2 separate regions of the Mus musculus genome follow, and region 2 is linked to region 1. The links are chromatin loops, found by intact Hi-C in ENCODE. Cell type or tissue: gastrocnemius. All regions are shown on one strand.

What was found. Peaks named below come from ENCODE experiments on the same cell type or tissue, not always from the same donor. Only the 100,000 strongest peaks of a DNase experiment are listed, where the experiment ranks them.
Region 2: a loop joins it to region 1, with 2.0 times the contacts of the local background. A loop is called at or near these places in 22 of 42 quality-filtered maps.

What each region holds. Positions count from the first base shown.
Region 1 is chr12:103,052,359-103,060,358 of GRCm38, forward strand. It overlaps Unc79 (unc-79 homolog), which reads left to right. Exons shown (of 49, transcript NM_001081017.2): 12 at 6,961-7,190. Among named protein-coding and RNA genes, the nearest start is that of Unc79, 110 kb to the left of the region's middle. In gastrocnemius, no CTCF peak of the experiment used is centred here; a DNase peak (open chromatin) is centred at 3,415.
Region 2 is chr12:102,881,636-102,889,635 of GRCm38, forward strand. No RefSeq gene overlaps it. Among named protein-coding and RNA genes, the nearest start is that of Btbd7, 7.2 kb to the left of the region's middle. In gastrocnemius, a CTCF peak has its summit at 4,329; a DNase peak (open chromatin) is centred at 4,325.

The DNA of each region.
Region 1 (8,000 bases):
TTCCACAATCCTCCCTAAATCAGCATGGTCAGGTCTGTCATAAAAATACTCCACAGTCCTGGTACCAACTTCTGTTAGTTAGGGTCACTATTGCTAGGATGAAACATTATGACCAAAAGCAAATTGTGGGAGGAAGGGTTAGTTTGGCTTACTCATCTACATCACTGTTCATCACTGAAGGAAGCCAGAACAGAAACTCAAACAGGGCAGGAACCTGGAGACAGGAGGGGTGCTGCTTACTGGCTTGCTCCTTGTGACTTGCTCAGCCTGCTTTCTTATAGAACCTAGGACTACCATCCCAAGGATGGTTATACCCACAATGGGGTGGGCCCTCCCCCACTGATCACTAGTTAAGAAATGCTCTACAGCCAGATCTTATGGAGGAATTTTCTCAACTGAGACAGCCTCCTTTCATAAGACTCTAGCTCGCGTCAAGTTGACATAAAATTAGCCAGGACAAGAAGATTTAGCATCCTACTCTTTGCTCTCAGGATCATCCAAGCCTGAAAACATCTTCATCTTAGGCCTCTGTCCACTCTGCCAGAATCGATGAGAAACACTGGCTTTTATGTGCCCATCACAAAGCTCTTTCATTAAACTCATTAGATGGACATACAAGTCTCTGAGATTATGCCCTGCTATACCTTCAACTCTCTGTGAGGCTTCTGGGAAGAATGCCTTGCAGTCTCAGCTCTTTATCATTTAGTAATAAGGGTAGTGGTGTCTGCCCTTAAAATCTGCAGCTCTTTGCCTAAAAGAGCCTATGATGTAATACATTCATTCCGAGTCTTAATAAATGGCTTTGTCTCTAACCCCGTCATCATTTTTTCCCCTGAGATCACATTTTCCTGATGGGGCCCTGGATTTAGTGTTTACCCAGGAACTTTTTCTTGCCTGGAGAATCTTAAATCACAGACTGGGAAGAGTGTCCTGGGTCCAATATTTTTCTCTTTAAACTCTAGTTGTAAGTAGAACAATTCATTCTCCTTCCTCTCGCAGTTACACTTTGTGTGTGGGATGTATGTGCATGTGCACAATTGTGCTTACCTGCCTGTGTGCCTGTCGAGCCCAGAGACTGCCAGGGGGTGTCTTCCTCCATTGCTCTCCTCTTTATGTTTTGAGACAGACACTCAGCGAATCTGGAGGCTATGGTTTCAGACAGACTTGCCGGCCAGGAAGACTCTGATGTCTGCTCATCCCCCACCCCCTGGCCCTCACCCTGAGATCTGGGTCTTATGAATATATAACATTGAGCCCAGCTTTTACATAGCTCCTGGGCATCATATTCTTGAATAGCAAGCCCTTGACCTAGTGAGCTATCTCTCCAGTGCCACTCTCAATAAGAATACTCAGATAAAATAAGAATACCCACATTAAAAAAAAAAAAAATCCTTCAGTAGACCCTGAGTTCCTCATGTCAGTGTTGTGGCCAAATGTTTTACTGCTGGCTGTGTCCCTTTCTCTTGACCCCAGAACACTTTCTTTATTTCCTCTAAGATCTCCATGAAGCTCATGAGCCAGGCCTTCCAGACTTTACAGCTTTGTAGATTATTATAGCCAGCCATTCGGTGTGGATAATCTATCACAATGGCCACTCAGTGTGGACTGTCTTCCATGGCCGCCATTTAATGTGCATAGTCTATCATAATAACCACTTAATGTGGCCTGTCTACCATGGTAACCCCACACTGCCAGACAATTCTCCTCCAAACTCACAGTAACTCCACATCCGTGGCTGGGAGGGGCATTTGTGATGGACCTGGATTCTCTGGATGAGGACTCAAATAGTATGTGACAGAGATGACCTGTGAGGTCTAAAGCAATGGTCACAGTGAGACTTTGGGGAGGGTTACTTGGATGGGGAGTATGGTTCATGCAAGAAGGAAGAGAAACACTGTGGTCAGAAGGCCATTCTTTGATTCTCCCTTTGAGAAGTGGAGGCTGTGTTGCTTCCTGTGGGTTGGGAATGTGTGACTCTCTTCCGGCAGCAGGACCTCGTCTGTGTGATTTAGGCCCTAAAAGGTCACATGACTCCTAGTCCTCTTGCATACCCGGGGTTCCTCCAGATTCTTCCCGTGTGAACCCAAGGGCTGTGGTGTGGATGGAGTTCAACAAGGCTCATGTGTTGGAAGTTCTGTCCCAAAGGTTAAGAGATGGAACCTAGTGGAATATCATTAGGGGCAGATTGCATAGCTCTTCATTAGTCTCAGAGAACTCTAGTGAAGCCCACAGAATGGGTTGTTACAGAAGACCAAACCTAACCCCTCTTGGTCTCTGGCTTGCCACGTAGCCTCCCATCCCACAAGCACTTCTGCCATTTATATATCCCATCTATCAGGAGGTTCTCATCAGAGCCCAGCTAATGCCTCTGCCATGCCTTTGAATATCCATAATATGAAGCTTAAAAAAAAACAACTATTTTCTTTATATTTGGAGCCATGTGCATTTTGAATATGCCAGAGCATATGGAGAGGGCAGGCATAGAGGCTGAAGAGAGAGGGCCCAGTTTAGCCCATCCTTCAGTTTTCTGAGCCATGGGTAAAGAAGACTCCTGGTGTCAGTGCTCCTGGCTTCCAGCAGTTTGAGTCATTATTCTTTAGGCCTTCACAGAGCAGAGCAGAGCAGAGCAGAGCAGAGCAGAGCAGAGCAGAGCGGAGTGGAGAGGAGTGGAGCAGAGCAGAGCAATCTTGCTTTTGTTGCATGGGAATCTCCCACTTGGAGAATCCAGGCACATAACCAAATGGCTGAGGTCCTGATTGGCTTATTATGCAGCCGGAGGAGACAGAGTCAGTTCTGTGATTGTTTTAAAGTTGCCTAAGGAGCATTTATTTATTGTGTTCATCTGCTCCTTCCACCTTGCTCTCAGGGCCGGCTCCTTGGTTTTTATGAATTCCATCGGGACCTCCTTTCCAAATGACTCAGTCCCTGTTAGGTGGCTCCTGCCCTCTCATGCCTGACCAGGTGCAGTTAACGCAAGTGATTTGGCTCCTTCACCATTCAGTCACATTAGATGCCCTTATTTTATTTTATTTTATTTTATTTTATTTTATTTTATTTTATTGCAGACAGCAATTATCCTGGGTGTTTCACTGCTACAAAATAAAATTCCCTTTCCCCTTTCCTCCCTGTCTTTCCTCCCCTTCTCCCGTCCCTTTCTCACCACCACCACCACCAACCCAACCACCCGCCCCCCATCTCTTTGCCATGCCAAGAACAGAGCTCCTGTTCATGCAAGCACTCTATCCTGAAGAACACATCTAGCTCACCTCTTTTCTAGCTTTCGAAGGCCATTTTCCCGTTGCCTTTCCCGCCTCTTCCATTGTGCACCATTTAGCTCTTGGTTCCCTTTCTAGACCCCACCTCCCGCCTGGCACCAGCAGCAATGGCACCTTCTCAGTGTGTGTTCTGCCAGCACCCCACTTCTGGAGTTCATTTTCACCTTGGCTAAGGTCCAGCCAAATGTCCCAGCTTGTATGATGACGACTCACTTGCTTACAATAAATAGTAGCTTGGTAATTTGGCCTCGGTTGACTGGGCAACTCTGCTGGTTTTGCCTGTTCTCCTACGTGGAGACACAGTTAGCTGAAAGGGGTCTAGAGGTTGGCTGCTCCCCACTTTCCGTGTTGTCATGCCTGTGACATGCTGGGTTATCTGGAATGGCCCAGATACTAGGTGTCTGAACCCTCTCCTGAATGTTGTGTCCGGAGGTTCCCGAGGTAACGGTGTTTCATCAGACTCGGATGGGCCAAGCCCCTTGAAGTGAAGTTGAGGAGTCGCATACCAACCATTACATAGGCTACATTCAAAAGCAAGCCTGCCACACCATCTCTGACTTAAGGCAGTGGGAGACTCTACTTGTTAAGAGATTAAGCTGGAAGGCCTCTAGAGAGCAGAGTCTGGTCTCAGGCATGGCCTAAGTGTCACCATCTGTTTGGGTGTGACTACGGGAGAGATGTGGGGATAAGAAGGTAGCAGTCAGTTTTTTTAAAAAGATATTTTATTTACATTTCAAATGTTATTCCCTTTCCTAGTTTCCCCTCCAAAAATTCCCTATACCCTTCCCACCTCCCCCTGCTCCCCAACCCACCCACTCCTGCTTTCTGGCCTTGGCATTCCCTTATAAGAACCTTTACAGGACCAAGGGCCTCTCCCCCTATAGCCCATACAGCTAAGGACTTATCTGAGGACTTACTGTTACACCAGGTGCTTAGTGGATGTTTGCAAATCCTATTCTTGCTCTCACAAGATGATTCTGTACCTACTGATTCGGCTTGATGTAACTGCTGCCTGTGCTGTTTATACAGCCGAATGGTTGGAGAGATTGTGAGCGTGTTTTTCCTCCTCTGCATACCTCATAATTGGTATGTTCTCTATGAACCATAGGGGGAAAAATCTCACACTGGGTATAGATAATCATGGTAAATGAAGTTTTCTGTCTTGCACACAGCAGCACAGCAAAAGAATTTAAAAAAAAAAGAAAGAAAGAAAGAAAGAGAGAAAGAAAGGAAAGGAAAGAAAAGAAAAGAAAAGAAAAGAAAAGAAAAGAAAGAAAAAAATTTAAAAATGATGCTAGGATTTGGGGAGTACCCAGGCAGTTGAAAAGAGGGTGGGTGAATAGTTGACCGTAAACCCCAAGACTATGTTGTGGTGAATGACGGGATCACACCCACAGCCTATTGTTTATGTAACAGTGAACATTTCAAAGGAACAGAAAGCTAATTATAATTGTCTTTGTCCATTTTGGCTGCTACAAAATGTCGCAGGCTGGGCACTGGCAAACAACACATGTTTATTGGGAAGTCTAAGATCAAGGCATTGGTAAATTTGATGTGTGGGAGGGCCTGCTCATCAAACATGGCATCTTCTCGTGGCATATTTTTATAGCCAGCTTTCTTTAGGCCCCTTTCATAGGGGCACAGATTCCACTTCTGAGGGCTCTGTCATCATGACTTGCTTAACTCCCATAGGCTCTGCTTCCTAATATTCCTATGTGGGAGTTAAGATTTCAACATGGAGGTTCAGGCTGGGGTTTGGAGCGAGTGTCCAGGCCACAGCAGCAGCTATAAGGGGAGAAAGGGCCCTAAGCATGCATGCTGAGCAATACTGCCTGTAGAACCGTGTTGACAGCTCCTCCGTGGGCAGGAGGAGCTGTACACTAATAAAAACACACATGAGTGAAACTCAGCCTCTGAAAGAGAAAGGTTGTTGTATGAACTTTCCCCAGGGACACACAGATGTCTCCTCTCCCCAGACAGGGCACCCACAATGGACCAAAGTAGTATTCCCTCAAAATCCAAAGCCTTATGTATAGAGATGGGTGAGAGGTCACATAAAGGAGCTTGGGTGACTGAAGCAGCTGTACCACCAGAAAGTCAAACCGCAGCATGAGTGACAACTTCCTTATAGATGGAGTCTCCTCTTCGGTTAATACACCACTCTATATACGCCAGCTTTTTTGAGATCATAAAGCCATGAGCAACAAGGGCAGAGTTGCCTAGAGCTGTCTGGAGTGCAGGAGGAGAGGTTAGACTCCCAGGTAAAGGTCTAGTGACCCTCCACATCCCTCCTTCTATGAGGGAATGTCAACAGTCAGTGGGCCTGGCCTTGAGGATCTCAATCGGAGGTCACAGCTGTTGTGTGGGCTGTGAGGGCTGTTATGCTCCGTGCACAGCACTCGACGGCATCCATAAACAGGGAAAAGTCTGCGCGTTGACTCTGATGCCCAAATCAGAGGAAAACCGCAAGGAATCTTAGTAGAAGAATCACAAGACATCTCAACAGCCTATTTAAGAGATTAGGAAGAACATATTATAAATATTTTAGACTCTATGACCATAAACACGCAGCTGCAGTCTGTTGGAGAAGCTGTGACTGTGGAAAGTGTAGCGACTTAAATATCCTCATCTTGTTGCCCTGAGTCGTGGTAAGAAAACACGATTTTTCTAACGCTAGCATCCACAGTCAGTAGCCTGGTACCTGAAGAAGAACTGGTAGTTCCCACTGACAGTCCGCTGCCTTGCTGACATGCTGATGGAGGGTTTGTGTTTGCAGTCTCCCTCCTGACTCTCCTGGGGTACTGTCAGGTGGGTTCCCCACTCTTCACAAACTCTGAGTTGCTAAAAGGCCAGGGTATTATTTGTCCTTGAGTTGATTCTGTCTGTCAAGCTCTCCAGGGCTTTGTCTGACGATGTCAGGGTGCTCCCTGCTTCCTCGGAGCTCCTAAAACCTCTTCCCATAGAAGTCACCTCACTTCCCTGCCTCTTGTCAGGGCAGTGATGACAATATCTACCCCCCCCCCCACGCCACCCCTGCCCATCCCTGAAATGAAAAGGCATCTCTCTCTGCTGCACAGCTTTTCTCTTGCCGCGGCTCCGTCTGTTGATCCCTCTGCTGTGGTTGGTGTTGTGGCCAGCTCTGTGACTAGGTCTAGTTGTGCTTTGATGTGTCCTCGTGGTGCTGATTCGTATACTTGTTAAGCCTTTGGAGGGGTGGGAGTAGAGAAGGTCCTGCTACAGAGCCATCAGCCCAGTGTAGCGTAACCTCCGCCTGTCCTTGAATGCCAAGGACAGGTGAACTGCAGGGGAAATCTACTCTGTGAGAGGCAGGTAAACTAATTTTTAAAAGGCTTGTGCTGGAAGTTGAATTTTTTTCTTCCTGACTCTGGGGTGCTGTGGCGTGCTTTCTCAGCATCACGGTTCTATGTTTTTATTCTTAATTTCTGTTGAGAAAATCGTAAGCATTAAATTCAATCAACCCAGCCTCCTAATGCCGTTCCATTGCTTTCTAGATTATACCTACCCTTTCCACTAGAATAAAACACCTCTGTGTGGCTAGACCACACCTTGCATTTTGGAAACCCGGTCACTTCCTGTGGCCCCTTGAGGTTCTATTTGCTTCAGGTTTCTATCCAACTTTGTCTCAGAAGCCAGCTTTAATTGGCTTTGCTTTCTCTGCTTGCAGAACTGCAGCTCCCATGTCAGAAGGGCAGTGGTCACCTGCTTTTCCGCAGGGTGCTGCGGTCGCCACGGAAACAGGCCTGTTCGGTACTGCAAAAGGTGCCACTCGAACCACCACAGTAACGAGGTGGGAGCCACCGCAGAAACTCACCTCTACCAGACCTCTCCACCCCCCATCAACACCAGGGAGTGTGGGGCGGAGGAGCTGGTCTGTGCTGTGGAGGCAGTGATCAGGTAACCATGGCTTCCCCTGTGTGGCATTGAACTCTACTTGCGCATGCGCCAAGAAAGCAGCTCTACTCCATTTTCACATGCACTCTGCAGTCGTGCCACGATGTTTTAATAAAATGTAAGAATTCAATAAGTAGTTTGATTGGATGACAATCATGTGCAAGGCCTTGTGCTAGGTACTTGGGAGACACAAGTGCCCTTCAGTTACTTAAGCAGATACTAAAGAAAGGAAACCTTTAATTGCGGTAGGCTCTGGTGAGCACAGGGTAGCCGCAGGCAGAGGAAGCCGGTGTTAGGGTGGTGAAGCGGAGGCTGGAGCATGGCAGTCGTAGCCAGGAGGAGAGCTACAGACTATGTAGGCATGCTTACTTGCCTGTCAGGACCGAGGTGCAGGGAGCCAGGTAGCAGCAGAGCTGAGGTGAACTTCAAAACTGAGGGTCTCCAGGTGGCCGTGTAGGAGAAAGCAGCGTTTTACACCCCAACTTCTAGATGTTCTCTTTTCAGATATTATCCAAAGTCACACGATCATTAGCAATTAAATAATGCCTGAATATACAATTTTTAAGGAGCCTTTGTCGTTTCTCTTTCTCTTATACCGGTGACAAACCATAATAGGATTACGATGTCTAAATAGCACATAGGAAACAAAGATCAAAATGCAGCTGTGCACTTCTGTTTGTTCCCCAGTTGTTTTCAATGTGTGTTTTATTTATATGTCCACAGTTATAATGACTTTGTGGTTCTGAGCCGATATCCAATCCACTCTTTCCATGTTGTGCTGAAGTTTTATACTCACCGCTTTTGAGTCCATAG
Region 2 (8,000 bases), 170 kb before region 1:
TTCATGCTGACCTCCTAGGCCCCCCTAAACTGTAGTTCTAATCTATAACTGCATGGTCTCTACAGTCAGGCCCCCCACCACTATTTCCCACAACTTCAGCTTTGTCTATATCCATTGAACAACACTCATTAGGGGATCAAGAGATGGTTCCACAGTTAGAGGAGCACTGGCTGCTTTTTCAGAGGACCCAGGCTTGATTCACAGTGTTCACGTTGCAACCCACAACTAGCTGTAACTCCAGTTCCAGAGTATCCGACACTCTCTTCCAGCCCCTGGCAGCATTAGGCATGCATGTGGTGCACAAACATATTCAGACAACACCTATACACATACAACTTTTAAAATCTTTTAAAATGAGCCATCACTAACTTGCTTTTACTGAACCATAAACATAGGAAAAGGACTTATTTCAGAGTTTCTAACAGCAATCTTTGTTTACATGGGTTCTGACCTGGTGTTTAGCACAATTCAGCAGAAATGTGTGGCTACTTGCCTCCTGATAGCTGGGAAGCAGAGACGGGGAGAGACTGGGGACCAGGGGTAACCTTCAAAGGTAAGCTCCCTGTGACCTTCTTCCTCCAGCTATGGCCTACTTCCTAAACTTTCCACCAGTTCCCAGAATAGCATCCCCGTTAGAGACCAACGGTTGAAAACATGAGCCTATGGCATATACAGTTCATACTTCAGTGAAAACATCGAGTCCGAGATAGATAAGCACGTGACACAGTCCTGTCAGTCAGAACCTTTCCTGAAAAAATTTCCCAAAGGAAGTATTTCTCCTCGATAGCTTTCTCCATAATCATGACCTTAAAAGACTATGTTAATGGTTTTCTGACTAATTGTTAATTGTTAGTTGTTTCTACTAAGACGAGCATGCACGGGCATTAGGAAAGAAGAGCAGAGACAGAGACAGAAATTGAGAGGAAAGCCTCAACATTTGAGTATGAGTGCTCAAATGCCTCTGAATCTAAACCAACCCCCATTTTAGTGTTTTTGGGAGCCATTAAGAGGTTCTAACTCCTCATTTTATCTTCAAACTAATTGGAAGTGGATAAAAGCAGGGGGCTTGGCCGGGCAGTGGTGGCGCACACCTTTAATCCCAGCACTTGGGAGGCAGAGGTAGGTGAATTTCTGAGTTCGAGGCCAGCCTGGTCTACACAGTGAGTTCCAGGGCAGCCAGGGCTACATAGAAAAACCCTGTCTTGAAAAGCCAAAAAAAAAAAAAAAAAAGCAGGGGCTTCTGTTATTTGCGACCAGAGATCTGTATTCATAGCCAGCCCCTCCTCCTCCTCCTGCTCCTCAGAGTTCCACATGGCAACAAAAGATGAAAACCTGAGGCATTTACACCCATGAATTCCAGTTTCTGTCACTCAAGTATCTTGGGTTTCTTTCTCATTTTTATTTTTATTGTGTTTATTTTATTTTAAGGTGTGTGTGTGTGTGTGTGTGTGTGTGTGTGTGTGTATACATATGGATGTGGGCATGCGCATACCAGTGTGCATATGGAGATCAGCAGACAACCTGAGGGAATCAGTTGTCTCCTCTACTGTGTGGGCCCTGGGGGTGGAGCTTCCGTCTCAGGGTTGACTAGAAGTACTTTTACTGGTTGAGCATCTCACCAGCTCAAACTAATCATTTTCTTCCCAGTGTACTTGCTTTTTTTATTATTCACAAGCCACGGAAGCCCCTTCTCAAGCCCCTTCCTGGAAGTGTACCATAGAAACAGGGTTTGGTTTTTGTTGTTGTTTTTAAAGTCTCAGAGGCCAATTTTATTTCTTCCAATTGGTTGCATATGATACTGCTTCCACACATTTCTTCTAAAGTCCCTGGAGTCCAAATGGCGAGAAAAGCTGAAGTACGTTTGTCAAATTATAAGAGGCTAGAGAGATGGCAGTTCAGAGTACAGGCTGCTCTTCCAAAGGGCCTGGGTTGCATTCCCAGCACCCACATAGCAGCTCACAAACATCTGTAATTCCAGGTCCAGGGGATTGGATGGTGTCCTGTTCTGACCTTCATGAGCACCAAGCATACATATCATGCACATGCATACATATATGCAGGCAAAACTCCCATACACATAAAAATAAGTGGCTAAATCTTTAAAATTGTTTAAATGTCCAGGACAGTAATTAATGTTATAATGCTTAATAAATTAACATTTGTTAATTATTGCATTCATAAGTAATAAGATTAATAAAGTTTCTAGAAACTAATATTAGAGGATAGCTTAATTGAGTTGGGGAAGAAAAGATTGTTTTTTGACATAGGGTCACATGTACCAAGGCTGGTCTCAGTCTCTGTGTAGCCAAGATGATCTTGAACTCTTGATTATCCCACTCGTATCTCCCAATTGCTGGGATTATAGGCCTGTGTTTTAATTCAAGGGATCAAACCAAACCAACAAAAAAGTAAACATAAGGCTCATAGAACTTCAGAACATAGTAGCATTTGTGTCCACAATCCCAAATTTAGTTGTGGAGGCAGGAGGATCAGGAATTCAGGAGTTCAAATCTAACCTCCAGTCTATAGTAAGTTGATGGCTAGTCTGAGCAACATGAGACCTTTTCTCAAAAACTAACAAGCAAGCAAGCAAGCAAACAAACAATTCACCTGTAATCCCAGTCCTCAGAAGGCTGAGGCAGCAGGAGTATGAAGCCAGCCTGAGCTACATAGTGAACTCTTGTTTATAAATAGTGATGTCTAGTTCCTCAAAAAATATAAAAGAGTATGAAAAGACAAGACACACAATAGAAAAAGATGTTCACAATTTAGAGGCGAAAAGCTGAGACTATAGCTCAGTGAAATAGTTCTCTAGCGTGGGTGAAGACCCTGGAGTCAGCCTCCAGCACACATAAGGTCCTGAAGTGGACTGTGAGGAAAGAGGCAAACAAATGAAAGAGTTCCAAATAAAGAGAAACAAAGAGGGGGCTCAAACACACTAATGTAAAGGAAGGACCCATGCTAATACTGACGGCTCCGACTGATTTAAGGAAACAAGACAAGACAGGCAAGTTGGGCAGGCAAGATGACTTAGTGGGTAAAGGTGATTGCCACCAAACCTGAAAACCTGACTTCAATTCCAAGAACCCATATGGTAGTAGGAGAGGACTGACTCCCCATAAGTTGTCCTCCAACTCTCATACATATACTAAGACACATGGAGTAACACACACACACACACACACACACACATGAATAAAAGTAAATAAACATTAAAAATAGCTCTAGCTGAGTTCAAGGCCAACCTGTGCTACAATGAGACCTCTCAAACAAACAAATGAACAACAAACCCCAACAATATTTAGTGTGAGATTTGATTAGGATCTGAACTTTAAATTTTTTTTTTCTGTACTGCTGGTGGGAATGAAAATAGGAAAAACACTTAGGAAAGCAGTTTAGCCTTGCCTAGGAAGGATGAAACTCTTTTGTGCTACCACACAACTAAGATAGACCAGGACACCCAACCCTCCCCTAAAGGTACTTAGCTGGTACTTAATTATCATTAGGCTAAGTTTATTTGAAAACTATGCTAATTTCGTATTAGGTCTTTGTCAAAGTTATTCTTTAATGTGCTTGTTCCTTTAAATGATTAAAGATGTTATAGCCTAGGAGATTAGCCATTTAATTGGCAGCTGTCAAGCCCTTCAGGCAGCAGCAGCAGCAGCTCAGCCCAGGAACCTGACCAAGTAGCCCCAAATCAGAGAGGGCTGGGATCCAAGTGTAACCCCTGCTGTTGGGGGCCATGGTCCCTGAGTCTAGGACAACAGTGAACAAGATCGCAGTTGCCCCCAAAGGTGTGTTGGGGCAGTAGCAACTGCAACAGTGTGGCAGCTCTCAGACACCTGCTTATTGGAGCAGCTTGTCATTGTGACCACTGTTTTACACCTCACTGCTGTTCACAGAAACTTCAGTCCAGCCAGAGATGCCGAGCAGAGACTTCTTTCTAGCCCCCAGAAACTGTCACAACGGTCATGTCCTCCTATGTAATGACAGCTTTGCTTTGGGAAACTCAGCTTCACTCCGTTGTGGTGGCTCTGAGACTTCACCCTGCTTTTGACAGCTTCAGGTAACCCTTGTGTGACCTTGTCTGCAAGAACTGCAGGTGTCTCCCTCCCCCTCAGCAGCTCCTGAGCATCATAGCATCTCCTCCGTCCTTGACAGCTAGCTAGTGTTGCAGCCTTAGGTCTCAGGAAAGCCTTTCTGAACGGTTTCATAGCCTGCTTGTGGTATATAGTTCAAGCAGAATGAGCTGGCTGCACCAATGAGCAGAAAAAATTTCAGGCTGCTAGCTGCAGGCACAGCCCAAAGCAGCAGCTAGAGGGCAGCGGAAGAGCTCAGAGAGCAGCAGGGAGCTAGCTCAGGAGGAGAAAACACGGGGATTGTGGAAGAGCTAAGGAGACAAGATACCCAGAAGAACTGGAGACTATGGAGAGGAAGGACTGCAGAGCCAGAAACTGCAGAAGGCAAGAGGCTGCAAAAAGCCGCTAGCCCAAGCTGCTGGAATTGTTGCAGGGTACTGCCCAGTTACCCAGAGTGGCTAAAAGCTGAGGGGCTGGGCACTGAAAGTTCAGAAATATAACTCTAGCTGCAATAAGCCTCCGGCTTTGAAAGTCTAGAGCCAGGCATCCGTGGGTCCCAAAGCTTAAAGCTCCCAACCTATGGCCTGTGGCTGGCACACAGAGACTTGGGCTGCCAGCCTGATTCCCACTGAATATAGCAAAAACAATGCTCAGCTGGTTGGTGATAGAAACATCCCGCGGTTGGGTATAGAGATGTATTCTCACAGGCGCCAGTAGATACAACTATTCAGCAAGCATTCATAGAGTGAAAAACAGCAAGGATGGGCGCAAAGAACCATCAAGACCATGGATTTTAAAACTGGTGTTTTTACTGTGGAGTGAACTTTGATCCCCTGTCAGTTTCTTTGCCTGGCTGGTCATGGTGGTGCAACACTCAGGAAACTGAGGCAGTTCATGGTGCCTTAGCCTGTGCCCTGGCAGCTCTCACTACCCAGGTCACCCATCCTCAGTAGGCCAATTTAAGGAGACAAAGAAACAGTAAACAGCAAGAAAAGGAGAGTTACTCATCGTGACAGCCTTGGCAAGGGAAAAAAAAAAGGCCCTGGGCACCTCAAGTCCGTCTTCAGAGTCTTGATATGAGATGCAGCTTTAGAGGGGAGATGGGTAAGTAGTCCTGGTCAAAGAGTGGGCATGTCCACCAGTCCTGTTGGAGGTGCTGTCTCCTCCTCCAGGTAGTCTGACAGGTGTCAGAACTGTGAGGTCTCTTCCTGGGAGATGAGGCATCTGCCAGACCCACACTCCAGCCTTGCCCTTCTCCCAGCTTGAGCCTCTCAGTAAAATTCCAATCTCTTGGGGTTTCTTGTTTCTGTAGTCTGATACCCACACTGAAGAGCAAAAGCTCCTCTTTAGATATTTGGTAGCACAGAAGGAGCATAAGTACCAGGCCAGTCCTGAGTATAGAGCAACTCCTAGGACAGCCTCAGTTACATATCAATACACAGTCTCAAATAGGAAAAAAATGTCTGCATGCGCTTCAGGAGAGACGATGAGTGTTGATCTTGAAATAAAAGGTAATCTATGAAAATGAAAACTGCTTTTATAGTTTTTTAATATGTATGTATATATATGTATCCATACATATATATATATAATATTTAAATTATAATTTAAATGTGTACCAAAGAAAAAGAATATGGAATATGGAACATCAAGATTATCTTTTAAACTGCCCGAGGGTGCTTCTGCCTTGAGGTTCTTTGTAATAATGGACCACAGCTTCTCTTGGGTCTTTTTATATTACCATCGTGCCTGCAACTCAGGAGTGTGTTATTGATGCTACCGGTTACATAACTTGAATGCTCCCCACCCTTGCAACTGTCTGCCCTTCCGGCTCGCTTATCTGAGCCTCTCTGTCCTTGAGGTCGTGCCTTTGCAAAGACAGACGCCAACAGAGACAAAGGGAGGCACTTCATTCCTCAAAGACATTTGGTCCTTGAGCAGAAATTAAAGGTGCTTTTCTAGCGGCCACAGTTCAAGATATTTGGACATGAGGCAGTACAGTGTTAATGTCGTTACATAATTTTCTCGAAGCCTAACATCAGCTTTTTAAGAGAATGAACACTTTTTTAAAAAAAATCACATTCAAAAAAAGGTGAGTGGGTGAGGGAGTCTTTCATATTCATTGTATACGGAGCTACAGCTCTAATTATGCCCCTTTACGTAACTGCAGAAGGAAGGCCTTGCATTGTGGGTCACTGGGAGTACGCTGAATCCAGGCCCACTAAGCCCTTTATTGAAAATTGTAGAGGCCTAGGTTAACAGTGTGGGGCTTTTGTGACTTAGAGAAACCTTAACTGAGGAAGGGTTGTTTGTCCCTGCAATTTGAGCAGCTGAAAGAGCTATCTCCAGGGGTGGGGGTGGGTGGCTTAATTGTGTTGTGGCTGAATTTGGAGGCAGATTTACTGACACTGTTTTTTTTTTTTTTTTTTTTTTGTTTTTTGTTTTTTGTTTTTTAAAGTCATTTAAGTCTGTTGTTATAGAGAAAAACTTTAAAGTGCTTGATTCTCCCATCAGCTCTGCTGGGTCTCAAACTTCCCAGGATGGGATGAGCTCAGCCTGGTTCCTCTGCATTAAGAACTTCCTCAGGTTCATGGTGATGTTTGTATATTGTTTCTTTTCTGGTTGTCTATTTGCTTTTTAAAGACTGGATTCTACTGTATTGCCCTGAATGGCTCTGCATTCCAGGGCTCAAGCATCCTTCTACTTTATCCTTCTTATTACCTGGGAATGCCGGTGCAGGCTGCTGTCCCCAGCATCAGTGAGGACAGAGAGCTGAGTGGAGATGGAGGCGGAGAGGATCAAAATCAGCAGGCGAGGGGCTGGAGAAAAGGCTCAGGGCTGGAGAGTACTTTTCCTGCAGAGGACACAAGATCACTTTCCAGTGCTCACCTCAAGAGGTTCACAACTGCCTGTAACTCTAGCTCCAGGGGACCCGAGTCTCTCCCCCACACAGGTGCACATAGAAACAAAGGAGTTTTAGAAAGACAGAAGCTATTAAAGAGGAAGAGTGGATCTCTACCACCCTCACTGACAACAAGAAACAAAACTGCGCATGTGCAGAAGAGCATGTGCAGAAGAGCAAGCGAAGCGTATGCAAATGACTCTTTAAAAGGTCACAAGGTTCCAGACAGGGACCTCTAAGCCTTTGACCTTTCTTTCGAGCTGGCCCAATCCCAATAGGAAAAGTGTCTTTCTCCTTTAATAAAATGTCTCTGTTTCTACCACTATTTTACACATCCCTGGACCAATTCCTTGTTCCAGGACATACCCAGCCTCCACCTCTAAGCCTGATCTCATAGCTTGAGTCAGGCCACACCTCCCTGCCACCCTCTGTAGGACAGAGTTAGAAGCTGGGCCGTGTGAGACTTGACAGCTCTTGGTTTACAGTACCTGGCTCCTCTGTGCTCCCTGTCACCTATGCTATCTTGAACCAATCCAAGTGATGGAGAACGTCTGCCACATTTGAAAGGTTATACAGGTTGGACCAGACTTTCCCTTTGTTCTGGGAATTCTTCCGAGAGTTGTTCCCTAGGCTGCTTTCTGCAGCGGCTCCACTCTTCTTGCTCATGGTGGTTCATTTCTCTCCCTCCCTCTTCCTCCCTCTCCCCTAACTGAAGCTCCTCGCCAGGCTTCAAAGGGAAGACACTTATTTCCTTTAAGGCTCCATCAAGTTCAGACTTCTCCATGCATTGAATTGTTTCTAATGCTCTTCTTCCACCTTGAGATGTGCTCATAGCCTGGAGAGCCTTTCATTATAATAAACTTTATTTCTGAAGGGCATGCGTGTGTTAGTTTTCCTTTACAGACAGACCACTGAGGCCTTTTGTTTATCTTTACTACAAGAACCTGGAAAATCCCAGTAGGTGCCTTCTGGAGAGCTGAGTCAGTTTTCTCTAAGAAAACCCCTGCTAAGCTGACCAT